Linked DNA regions of Homo sapiens: region 2 is linked to region 1. A link is a loop called in an ENCODE intact Hi-C map of the cell type or tissue named here. Cell type or tissue: GM12878. All regions are shown on one strand. Each heading gives the region's core, and the rest is flanking DNA. Links, peaks and the distances in the headings are about the cores only. Region 1 has its middle 13 kb from the start of SEMA6D. Region 2 has its middle 36 kb from the start of SLC24A5.

Region 1 (5,386 bases), core at 317-5,316:
ACGTGGCAATTCATCATATTTTATCTACTATCTTTTTTGAGCTGACTGTTTAGTGGTATCTTTTCAGCCTGACACTTTTACAGAAAATGCTGATAGATACTTTTAAAACTTTTAATGAAACTATATAAAAATCATTATTTCAGAAATTTTTAGAGAACTTTGGTCTTAGTGTGGTGTAGATGAGGTTGAAAAATTACCCAAATCAATTTACTTAACCATTACCACTCCATGTAAACTTAGGCATCCTTAGGCTCTGATCATCAAGATTTGCTGCTAAAGTGTAAATGAACTTAGGGAAACACAATTCAGTAGCTCCTCTCAATTTTCTTGGACATCATGAACATGTCATTTTACTTGATTTGAAATGCTAACATGAAACATAAAAGAGAGTGGATCATTTCAGAGGAAAAAGAATCACCTCTTGACAGCCAGATGATAAAATGCTATAACAATAAAAGATTAGATCACTTCCAATTCTCTTTACAAAAAAACCCCTGAAATGTATAGGATATAATTTTAATTCTTTAAGCAGAGTTTTCCATTTTATTTCAAAAAGGAAAGCTTATGAAGAGTGAGTATGGATATCGTGAGCATCACGGTATTAGTTAATGGTCAGGGTGCTTTGAGGTAGCAGTACGTTCAGGACAATTTATCATGTAATAGTTATAGGATTACAAAATGGGCACTTTTTTTTCTTATGGTGATTTGTTCCTTCATTCATATTATGTGGGCCATTTTAAAACAACTTATATAGTGTTCTCCTAATATCTAGAGGAGAGAGAGAGAGAGAAAAATAGAGAGAAAGAGAGAGAGAGAGGTCCAGAGACAGAGTGAAAAGGAAAGCAAATGAGAAATCTAATTAAATTTAATGGAACATTTCCAAGAAAAAGATACAGTCTTTAGCAGCATCTGCAGTTTCAATTTGCGAACTGTAGGTACTTACATTGCCAGGAACTTACTTTTCTTTTCTTTTTGTTTTATGATTTGTCATTAATGCAGAGAGAAATAAAACAGATATAAGTATTTGTCAATTTCATGCAAACCATTTCAACTTACATAGAATGTCATAGAATGTATGCTTAATTACATAAGCAACCTTTGTATTAAAAATATCACTTTATTACCCTCCATAAACATTTATGAATCTCTTTAGTTTATGATTAAATTAAGAGAAAATGAAATGCAGGAATAAACTACAAAGGATTTTTTCCTCATCTTTTAAACTGACTTCATTAAAACTGTAATTTAGTGCTATGTATAACAGCAATCCAAGAGTAGAGATGGGACAAATTTATACTTTTATTCAGTCAAATGTTGAAAAAATAGTGTTTGACTTTTGATGAATATTTAATATGCCAGAGAGCTCTCAAGATCCCACTTTAGCAGTGAGATCTGGGGCAGTTTTCAGCAGAGACTGAATTTCTGATCTGGCCTCCTGAGTTCCCTCTACCACTTTTCTTCCTCTCATATTCCTTAAGTTGCAAAGAGGCAGAAAAATACAACATCCTTTGCCCAAACAGTCTTTCACATGTGCCCCGTAACTGAGGTAGATTAGGACAAGGGCTCTGGGACTGAAGCAGTCTTCATTCTGGAGAAGAAGCAGGCTGCCCTTGATTGGAAGCCATAGGAGTGTGGCTATCCACTGAAGGTGTTGGTTCCCTGGTAATGGCCTTAAGCCTTGAGAGCTTGATAGAAAGCCAAAATGCTTCGTAGTGCAGCACAGACTTTGGCCCTGCACTTTCTCTCTTACCTCTTGATAGCGTAAGTCAATGTGCGTCAAGAACCCAGGAATTTCCTGGGGAACTGGTCTTAGGTATTCCTGTACTTCAGAAGAATTGGGAAAAAACACTGGTTGGAAAGGCCTGTTGTGATTAAGAGGTGATTCTCTGCTTGAAGGAGGAAATGAGAGAGATTGGGTAAAAAATCAGGGAAGAATGAATTCTAGATCCCACTGCCAAAAATTATGAAAATTATTAAGTCATGTATTACATTTATTCAATTATTTTACAAGGGTAAGTACAAAGGGCACAAGTTTTGATTTTCGGCTTAGCTTTGACCTCTAAACAATTCCAACTTTCAGTTTCCTCTTCAGTAATGTTGAGATAATGTTTAACGTGAAGTTTATTGTTAGGGGTAAAGTAAATGATGTTGGTAAAAACATCGTGTAAGTTTTATAAAGTAAAACCGTAAAACCCTAAATTAAAGTTAGATATTACCAAAGTCCAGTGCCCAATTGGGTGGCCATATCAGAATCACTTGGGGGTGCTTTGATCTGCCTCCCTTCTCCATTACAATAAGCCCCTCTAGTTAGTGTCCCCCTCTCTCCATTTAGTACCATTGCTCTCCTGCCCCACTGTTGGGCTGTGTCCCATAGGTGCTTCAGAGTAAAAGTAATTGCCTTCAACTGTGCTAGAAAGTGTGGGCCTTATATTTATCCCGAGTGCTTAGGACAATGTTTAGCTAAATATATATTTATTGAATGGATGGCTTGAGTGGTAACACAAAGATGCTTACCAGAAAAGTGAATGTATTTTTACTATTATAGAACCTTTTTTAAAAAAAACTTTAAGTACAACTTGATTATAGCTCTTATACAAAACTAGAATAGGATAATTTTTTGCTATGTTCAAAATGTAAACCTCTCATTTCAAAATCCAACAGTTCTTACTGGTAAAATACAAGAATCCTTTTTTTAAAAGAAAATAAGAGCCATGGATATCAATCATCAATTGCTACTGTTATTTACCGTTATTTTGAAGGTGTTAATCAATGCAGTAAGACAAGATTTTTTTTTTGAGACAGGGTCTGGCTCTGTTGCCCAGGCTGGAGTGCAGTGGCATGATCATGGCTCCATGGCTCACTGCAGCATTGAGCTCCTGGGCTCAATCAGTCCTCCCACATGAGCCTCCTGGGTAGCTGGGACTACAGGCACATGCCACCACATCCAGCTAATTTTTTGTAGAGATGGGGTTTGGCCATGTTGCCCAGGCTGGTCTTGAACTCCTGGGCTCAAGTGATCTGCCCATTTTGGCCTCCCAAAGTGCTGGGATTACAGGCGTGAGCTGCTGTTCCTGGCCTCAAAATATGAATTATCATGTATATTCTGAGATTGGCAGCAAAAACTCACTATTTAAAGTGATGGTATACATTAAAACTATACAAAATATTTTAAAAATATAAAGTGATGGTATATATTAACACTTAATGCATAGAAAGACATCCACTGTAGGCTGGGCATGGTGGCTCATGACTGTAATCCCAGTACTTTGGGAGGCTGAGGAGGGAGCATTGCTTGAGTTCAAGAGTTTGAGGCCAGCCTGGGCAACTTACTAAGACCTTATCTCTACAAAAATTTTAAAAAAGAAAGAAAGATATCCACTATATACTGACAGATAAAAATAAGCCATAGAAGAGCTTATTTCATGTGCTTCCATTTTTGAAAAACAAAAGCAAAATGAGGACTGCATATATGAGCGCATATGTATGTGTGTCTCTGTAAAGCTATATATCAAAATATCAAAAATCCCTGGGTTTTTGCAACAGATAATTTTCTTTCTTTTACACACCCCCATGTACTGTGAAAAGGTTTTGCCTTCATTAAGAGTGATTAATTTTATTAGCAGACAACTTAATCTTTATTAAGAAAATCTGAAGCCTTGTAAAACTTTTCAAAATATTCCAACATCAGATGGTAAATACACACAGAGTTAAACCTCCCTATCTCCCCTTGCCCTGAAAAAGAGAGAGAACTAGGCCATTGTTTAGTATTGGACCTAACCATACTTTTTATTTCCATTATTGATTTGGATATTGCAGGGTTTTTTGTGGTTTCTTTTGCCAGAATTATCTATATAATAATATTAATTTTCTACTTTCCTTTATGTAAATGCAAATTCAAAGAACAGGAACTGTTTTTCACAGTCATCATTTTTCTCTGCAGGAGTTTCTGGAAATTGTCACAAATTGGGTTGCTACGTAGTGGGTTCCTTTCATTTTTTTTTCCACAGGAATAGTGATGCACGTGAAAGTTTGCATATTGCACAAAAATATGTTATTATTGATACTGTGGCATAAATCACAGTTAGAGCCTATGTCATAAATTTAACTATGCAAATGTGCACCTTTATATTTAAATAGCAAACTTGTATTTCATGTCTTAGAAAAAAAGCATGAAAATGTTTTTATTGATTTTACAAAAGGCCCCAAAGTACAATAAAATGAATGTATAGCCTATAAAAATATAATTTCACCCATGCCATATATTGCAGTGATCTAAAATTAATGGGCTAGCTCGAGTAACATTAAGCACTTGATTAACAACATGTACACCTGCTATAGATTATAGAAATTCTTTTGGAGGGTTATTTCAGTGGATCGTGTCTTTTTGAAAAAGTCGTACGTGGAAATTTGAAATAAGCATATTTTTGCTCTTAATAAATAAATACATTTTCACATAGAGCTATGTACAAAATCTTTCCATCTGTTTTTTTGTATAAACACCTACACACTGCATTTACATTACAGTTCACTATTTGTGCTGTACATTCTAGGAGTTTGGATGAATGCATAATGACACGTATCCACTATTATGGTATTATACAGAGCAGTTCCACTGCCTTAAAAAAATCTTCTATGTTCTGATTACTCATCCCTCCTTTTTTCCCCTCTCAACCCCTGATCTTTTCACTGTGTCCCTGGTTTTGCCTTTTCCAGAATGTCATATTTGGAATCATACAGTACATAGCCTGTTTATATTGGCTTCTTTCACTTAATAATATATATTTAATTTCCTCACATGTCTTTTCATAGATTGATAGCTCATTTCATTCTAATATTGAATAATATTCCATGGTCCGAATGTATTATAGTTTATCCATTCACCTACTGAAGGACATTCTGGTTGCTTCCAGGTTTTGGCCATTATAAGCAAAGCTGTATAAATATCCATATACAAGTTTTTGCGTGGACATAAGTTTTCAGCTCCTCTGGGTAAATACTAAAATGTGCGATTGTTGGATTGTATGGTAAGCATATGTTTAGTTTTGTAAGAAAACAACAAACTGTTTTCCAAAGTGGCTGTACCATTTTGCATTCCCATCAGCAATGCATGAAAGTTCCTGTTGCTTCACGTCCTTTCCAGCATTTCTTGTTGTCAGTGTTCTGAATTTTGGTCATTCTAATAGGTGTGTGGCAGTATCCTGCTGCTTAATTTGCATTTCTTTGATGACATATGATGTAGAGCATCTTTTCATATGTTTATTTGCTATCTGTATATCTTCTTTGGTGAGGTGTTTCTGAAGGTTTTGGCCCATTTTTCTGAGGGGCAAGGAATGGGGAAGAGACATTAATGCTGTGTCACAGGCATCCATCAGCCAAGTATGACCAT
Region 2 (5,386 bases), core at 252-5,251, 380 kb before region 1:
CACAGCACAGGCATGCAGTGAGTGCTGCCATATTGCACCTGTGTAAAGCTGCTCAGAGACCATGAAGAGCTGGTCACTGCAGTGACCACTGGGGCAGAAGTCAGGCGAGGCTGAGAGGATCTGAAGTGGCACATACAGGTGTCATATGGGTGTTTGATTCACCTGAGAAAAAACGGTAAAGTTCATAGATTTTGTGGAGGTGGAGGCCCTGAGGAAGTACTCACACCATGCAGTGACTGTGCTCAGTACTACCTGTAAGTCGATGCATCTAAGCCTTGGCATTTGTGAAATGGGTACTGTGATCATTATCCACATTTTACAAATGAGAAAACTGAAGCCCAGATGGATTAAGTAACTGGCCTAAGGTAATACAGTAAGAAAAAGGCAGGGGCAGGACTTGAACCCAAGGCAATTTACTTCCAGAAGCTGCACCTTTAAGTTCATGGTTAAGGATGATGTTCCTTGACCATTACTATGATAATAGCAGGGTTATCATGGCCAACAGAGACTATTAGGCATCCTGTCCCATTGACCTCCGACATGACTCAGTTCCTTAGTTGAGTGGGTGTGTGTGAGTGTGAGTGTGAGTTTGTGTGCTTATGTATTGAGTGATGGGAGCAAGGGGAAAAGGTTAAAATGTAGAGACCACATTCCCTGAAGTGTTATCCAAGGAAATAACCTCCCACTCTTTGCAATCAAAGCAGAAGCTGGGTCTGAGTCTCGGGTCGTGGTTTGGGTCTTTTTCCAGGACCTGAGGCTGTTTCTAAATTAGACTTTAACTTACTGACCATCAAATAAGCACAAAGCAAAACAACTTTTTGATGAGTTAAGTGTAAATGAGTCAGAGGCAGACAGATTAAATTTTCCCTCAAATGCACATGGGTTAAAAAAAATTATAGTCTCCAGAGAGGCTGGCTCCTTGAGGACTGAGTTTTTGCCAAGTCAGCACATCGGAGGAAGAGTCTGTGACTCTCTGCCAAACCCCAAGCACCACTGGCCTCCTCGCCTTGGCTTCTTGCTGAACCCAGGAGGAATCCATTTTCCTAAATCCTTGCTGTCTGTCAGAACTGAGGGCCCATTTCTGCGCAAATGATTCATTGTTATAATTTGTGCCACTCCTCACAGACTTACGGACTTTTTATTTTTTACACCAGCTCCTATGTAGTATTTCAAAAGTCGCCTTTCTGTCCCTGTATCCTTGCTGCCCTTCTGCCATCTCTTTGCCAACAAATTCAAAACAGGAGTCAGCGACAGGCGTTCTTTGAGTCTAGCCCAGAATCTCACTCTGCCTCTGGCAGTATATTTCTGACAGGTGCAGAACAGGCAGGAGAAATGACAGCATCATGCAGAATGCAAGCAAATATGGCACTGTGAATCATCATTTCTCCTGCTCGGATCTGTCTGGGTTATAGTGAAATCATCTTTTGGGACAGTTTTTGTTCTTTTACCCGAACAAAGAAATCACTTGTGGATATTATTCATCCTCCAATTCCTTTTTAAGAACACAACAATTAGAAAAGGATTAGAATAATTTTGAGTAGCTGGATACTTCTCATTCCAAGTTTTTGTGGTAAAAATGTGTTCTCCATTGCAGTGTGGCTATAAAAACAAAACTGCAGCAAGACCATTGATGTGTCTCTGAATATTAGCTGCAGAGGGCAGCGGGATGACATTTACAGGGAGCATACAGGCTGACTGACGGTTGAAAACTGAGTGCAAACTGGACTACCTAGCCTTGATTTGTTAAATTGCAGGCAATTCTAGTTCCAAGGTGGGTGAAATGAACAATCTAGAGCCAGGAAAATAAACCTCTTCCCTTTGCAAAATGGCTACAGTTTCTAAAACGGAGCCTCTTGCACCTGCCAATTCCTTTGCATTTGGCTTGGGTTTTAATGAGTGCCCGGGGTGTAGTTGTCTCTCACAAGCTTTTTGCTGAGCATCCAGCTAATGCGTCAGAACTCCACTTGTAGAACTTCTGGCATCCCCACCTGCAATATTCCAGAGGCCTTGTCCGTTCAGGCACTTTTTGTTCTATGGATCCTGGAAGGCGCTTCCATCTGAGAGTGAAACAGATTTCAGAGAACATGCGCATCAACCCGTCGAACATTCTGCACGGTTGGTGACATACAATGGCTTAGAATAGTGCCCATTTAATGGCTTGCATACAGCTCACGAGAGGATTCTGAAGTGCAGCCTCCTTTGATACTGAGCTGTACGTGTGGAAGCCACAGTGAAGTTGAACAGCAGATGGAAAACTCCACCAAACCTTTTATTGGCCATATGTCACTTTTGAGTGTTGGCCAACAAACTAAATTTGCAGCTAATATATAATGATTTAAACAGCAAAAAAGAGCAGCTGCACTTCGATTTCTGATGTCTTTTCTCCAGGCTCCCCTAGCTTGCTGGAGTTTCTTGAGCTTTTTTACTTTAACCCTGTGCTGTCTCCCTGAATTTTCACCAGGTGGCACCATCTTCAGCACTACAGTGTAAGCTGCCTCCAACTTTGCTGGCTTAGCTCCCTGTTGCTCCTTTCTCATGGGCCAAGACTTCTAACTTTTTGCTATTATTATCATTATTATTCAATTTGATAAGAAATACCACAAAGCACAAGACTCTGGTATTTTTGTACTTTCACCCACTTGGCTATCTTCTTTTTCTCAAATCCTTCATAGGCACAGGGCCCCCTGTAGTCTCTTTTGGGGTGTCTGGACTGGCCTTCTGTTCAGCCTATAGGGTTTGTCCTTGGGGTGGACTGTGGAAGGGGAGCTCATTCTGCTTTATGAGGATATGACCTGGGATGGAGCTCCCCTGGGAAACTCAACTCTCTTACTGTCAGAATCATCTAGAAGGAAATGATTGATGTCAGAAATAAGGAGAACAGGCCACCTCCTGACTCTTAATTTTTTCTATCTCTTCCACACAATGCAATTGAAGTGGCAAGTCTTCACTCCTAGTGGCCATGAACATACTGGCTGGCCTAGTGCTTTCAGTCTCCTGGAAGAAGAGGTTCCTTGTTACAAAGTGAGGGTTATGCAGTTGCTTTTGGGGTCAGAGTGCTGGAAACAGCCAGGAAAGGAGTGGGGAACCATATGAATCTAAGCTTGCATGTCTGCCAACCACTAACTCAATAATTCAATTTCGAAATATATGATTGCTGAGGTCGTGTGATCATAAAATGGCCCTAAAGTTGTCATTGTAACCATCTCCAACTCAGGTTTCTGTGTATTAATTTTCCTGAAAAACTCAGCCACCTCCCTGAGGTTGTTCAAAAGACTTTGAATAGCATTGTGAATAAAAATTGTAACAGAGTACATCAAACTCAATGATTTCTATAACATCTGGAGCAAAGCACATTAAATGAAGAGTAAAATCCATATTCATCATGGGTGTTTGGGTTTGTTTTCTGTTTTTATAAAGAGATGAAGTAAGAAATATCTTTCCTGTAGGGATTTTTAGTTATCTGTTCCTATGCTACACTGGACACCTCACAGAAGAATTATAGCCTTGGTTTTTGTATTTGTAGGAGTTGGTTCTCTTTTTAGGTTGGATAGGTTGGATTAAGATTTTGTCCTGCAGCAACTTCACCTTGGGGAATTTATCCTACAGATAGAACTGCTGCATGAAATAACATGTGTACATAGTTAATCATTTCATCCTTATTTATAAAAGCAGGAGATTGGAAACAACCCAAATGTTTATCAATAGAGGACAAACTTACAATGCAACCATACATTGGAAAGAGCTCCAAGACATTTGCTAGTGCAAGTCAGGTGCAGAACAGATCGGATAGTGTACTATCTTTTAAATCTGTGTAATATTTGTTTGTATACACAAAGAAACTTTGGAAGGATACATACAGAAGTAAGCTGAGGGGACAGCAAGGACAGAGTCTATAGGAAAGAATAAGCCACTTGCTTCTCAGCCTCTCGGAATCTGGCTTTTGTGTCCATTGTTCCAAAGAAAAAATTCCCTACTGGCTCACCTATCATGTCCTAACTGCCAATCGTGAGCTTCCTTGATACTCCTGACCATTGCTGACCACTTGCTCCTTCACAGTGAGGCAACTCCAGTGTAGAATAATCAGAAATGCTGCCATTTGAAATTCTGCAGCTCTGCTGGTGAGCGAGCTGGTATTTCTGAGCATGCGCTGTCTTTGCAGAGGTTATCTCTTTTAATCATTACAACGGCCCTTTGAGAGAGGTACTATGGTTATCTCCATTTTCCAGATGAAGAAACTAAGGCTCAGAGAGCTTAATTAACATGTCCTGAGTTGTATAATGCCTGGATGATGGGGTCAAGATTGAGCCCCAGATGGCTAGTCTCCAATGCAAGTGTCTGAGCATTTTGTGAATGGGCAATGCAGCAACGCTCCATTTACTGCTTCTGTCTTCTCTTCTCACTCTGCTCTGGCCTATTTCTTCTTTTTCTCTTCTCTTCTTCTTTTTTTTTTTTGAGACAGAATTTCACTGTTGTTGCCCAGGCTGGAGTGCAATGGCACAATCTCAGATCGCTGAAACCTCCGCCTCCCAGGTTCAAGCAATTCTCCTGGCTCAGCCTCCCGAGTAGCTGGCACAGGCATGTGCCACGACACCTGGCTAATTTTGTATTTTTAGTAGATATGGGGTTTCTCCATGTTGGTCAGGCTGGTCTCGAACTCCCAACCTCAGGTGATCCACCCGCCTTGGCCTCCCAAAGTGCTGGGATTACAGGCGTGAGCCACCATGCTGGTCCTGCTATGGCCTATTTCTTCCACTACTCTTGTTGTTCATGTACTAACTCCTTTACCAGCTCTTCTTTTTTCTTCTTCTCAAACAAAGGTGTCTCCAAGGTCCGACCTTTGTTCTCCTCTCTGTAGTTACCCTCTCACTACCTTTGAAAATCTTTGACTCTCACCCAATAGGTTTGCCTTCTGAGTCCATGTCTGTATTTTCAGACACTCATTTCCACCTGCTTGATGGACATTGCCACCTGGACCTGCTGTAACTGGAGGGTCAATATTTCCCAAACCCAATACCTCATTTTCCTGCTCACAATTTGGTTCTTCTCCTTGTTTCCCTTTCCTGATAATACTACCCCCGAAACTTCCCATCCCTTAAGCTCAAAACCTTAGAGAAGGTTTTGATTCCTTTTTTCTCCCTTGCTTCCGATTTCCAATAATTGAAATATTATGCTGTTTTGGGTTCTGCTGCCTTCACGTGGCTCTGTTGCTCATGACATCTTGCCTCTCCTAACTAACCATCCCCCCTGTATGGGATGTTCTTCTCCTGTTATCTAACCAATAATCCTGATATAGTATGCCACCCGTGAGATCAACGTGAGGGGAACCTTCAGATGTGGAACACACAAAAAGACTTTCTGAATGGAAAGGCCAGGAGCATGAGTTATT

The links. A loop is a pair of places that touch in the nucleus more often than their neighbours do. Peaks named below come from ENCODE experiments on the same cell type or tissue, not always from the same donor. Only the 100,000 strongest peaks of a DNase experiment are listed, where the experiment ranks them.
Region 2: it touches region 1 in a loop (2.4-fold over the local background); 6 of 110 quality-filtered maps call a loop at or near these places.

What each region holds. Positions count from the first base shown.
Region 1 is chr15:47,702,128-47,707,513 of GRCh38, reverse strand. It overlaps a transcript of SEMA6D not described here. Among named protein-coding and RNA genes, the nearest start is that of SEMA6D, 13 kb to the left of the region's middle. In GM12878, for the core only: no CTCF peak of the experiment used is centred there; no DNase peak of the experiment used is centred there.
Region 2 is chr15:48,082,296-48,087,681 of GRCh38, reverse strand. No RefSeq gene overlaps it. Among named protein-coding and RNA genes, the nearest start is that of SLC24A5, 36 kb to the left of the region's middle. In GM12878, for the core only: a CTCF peak has its summit at 2,456 (motif pointing right); no DNase peak of the experiment used is centred there.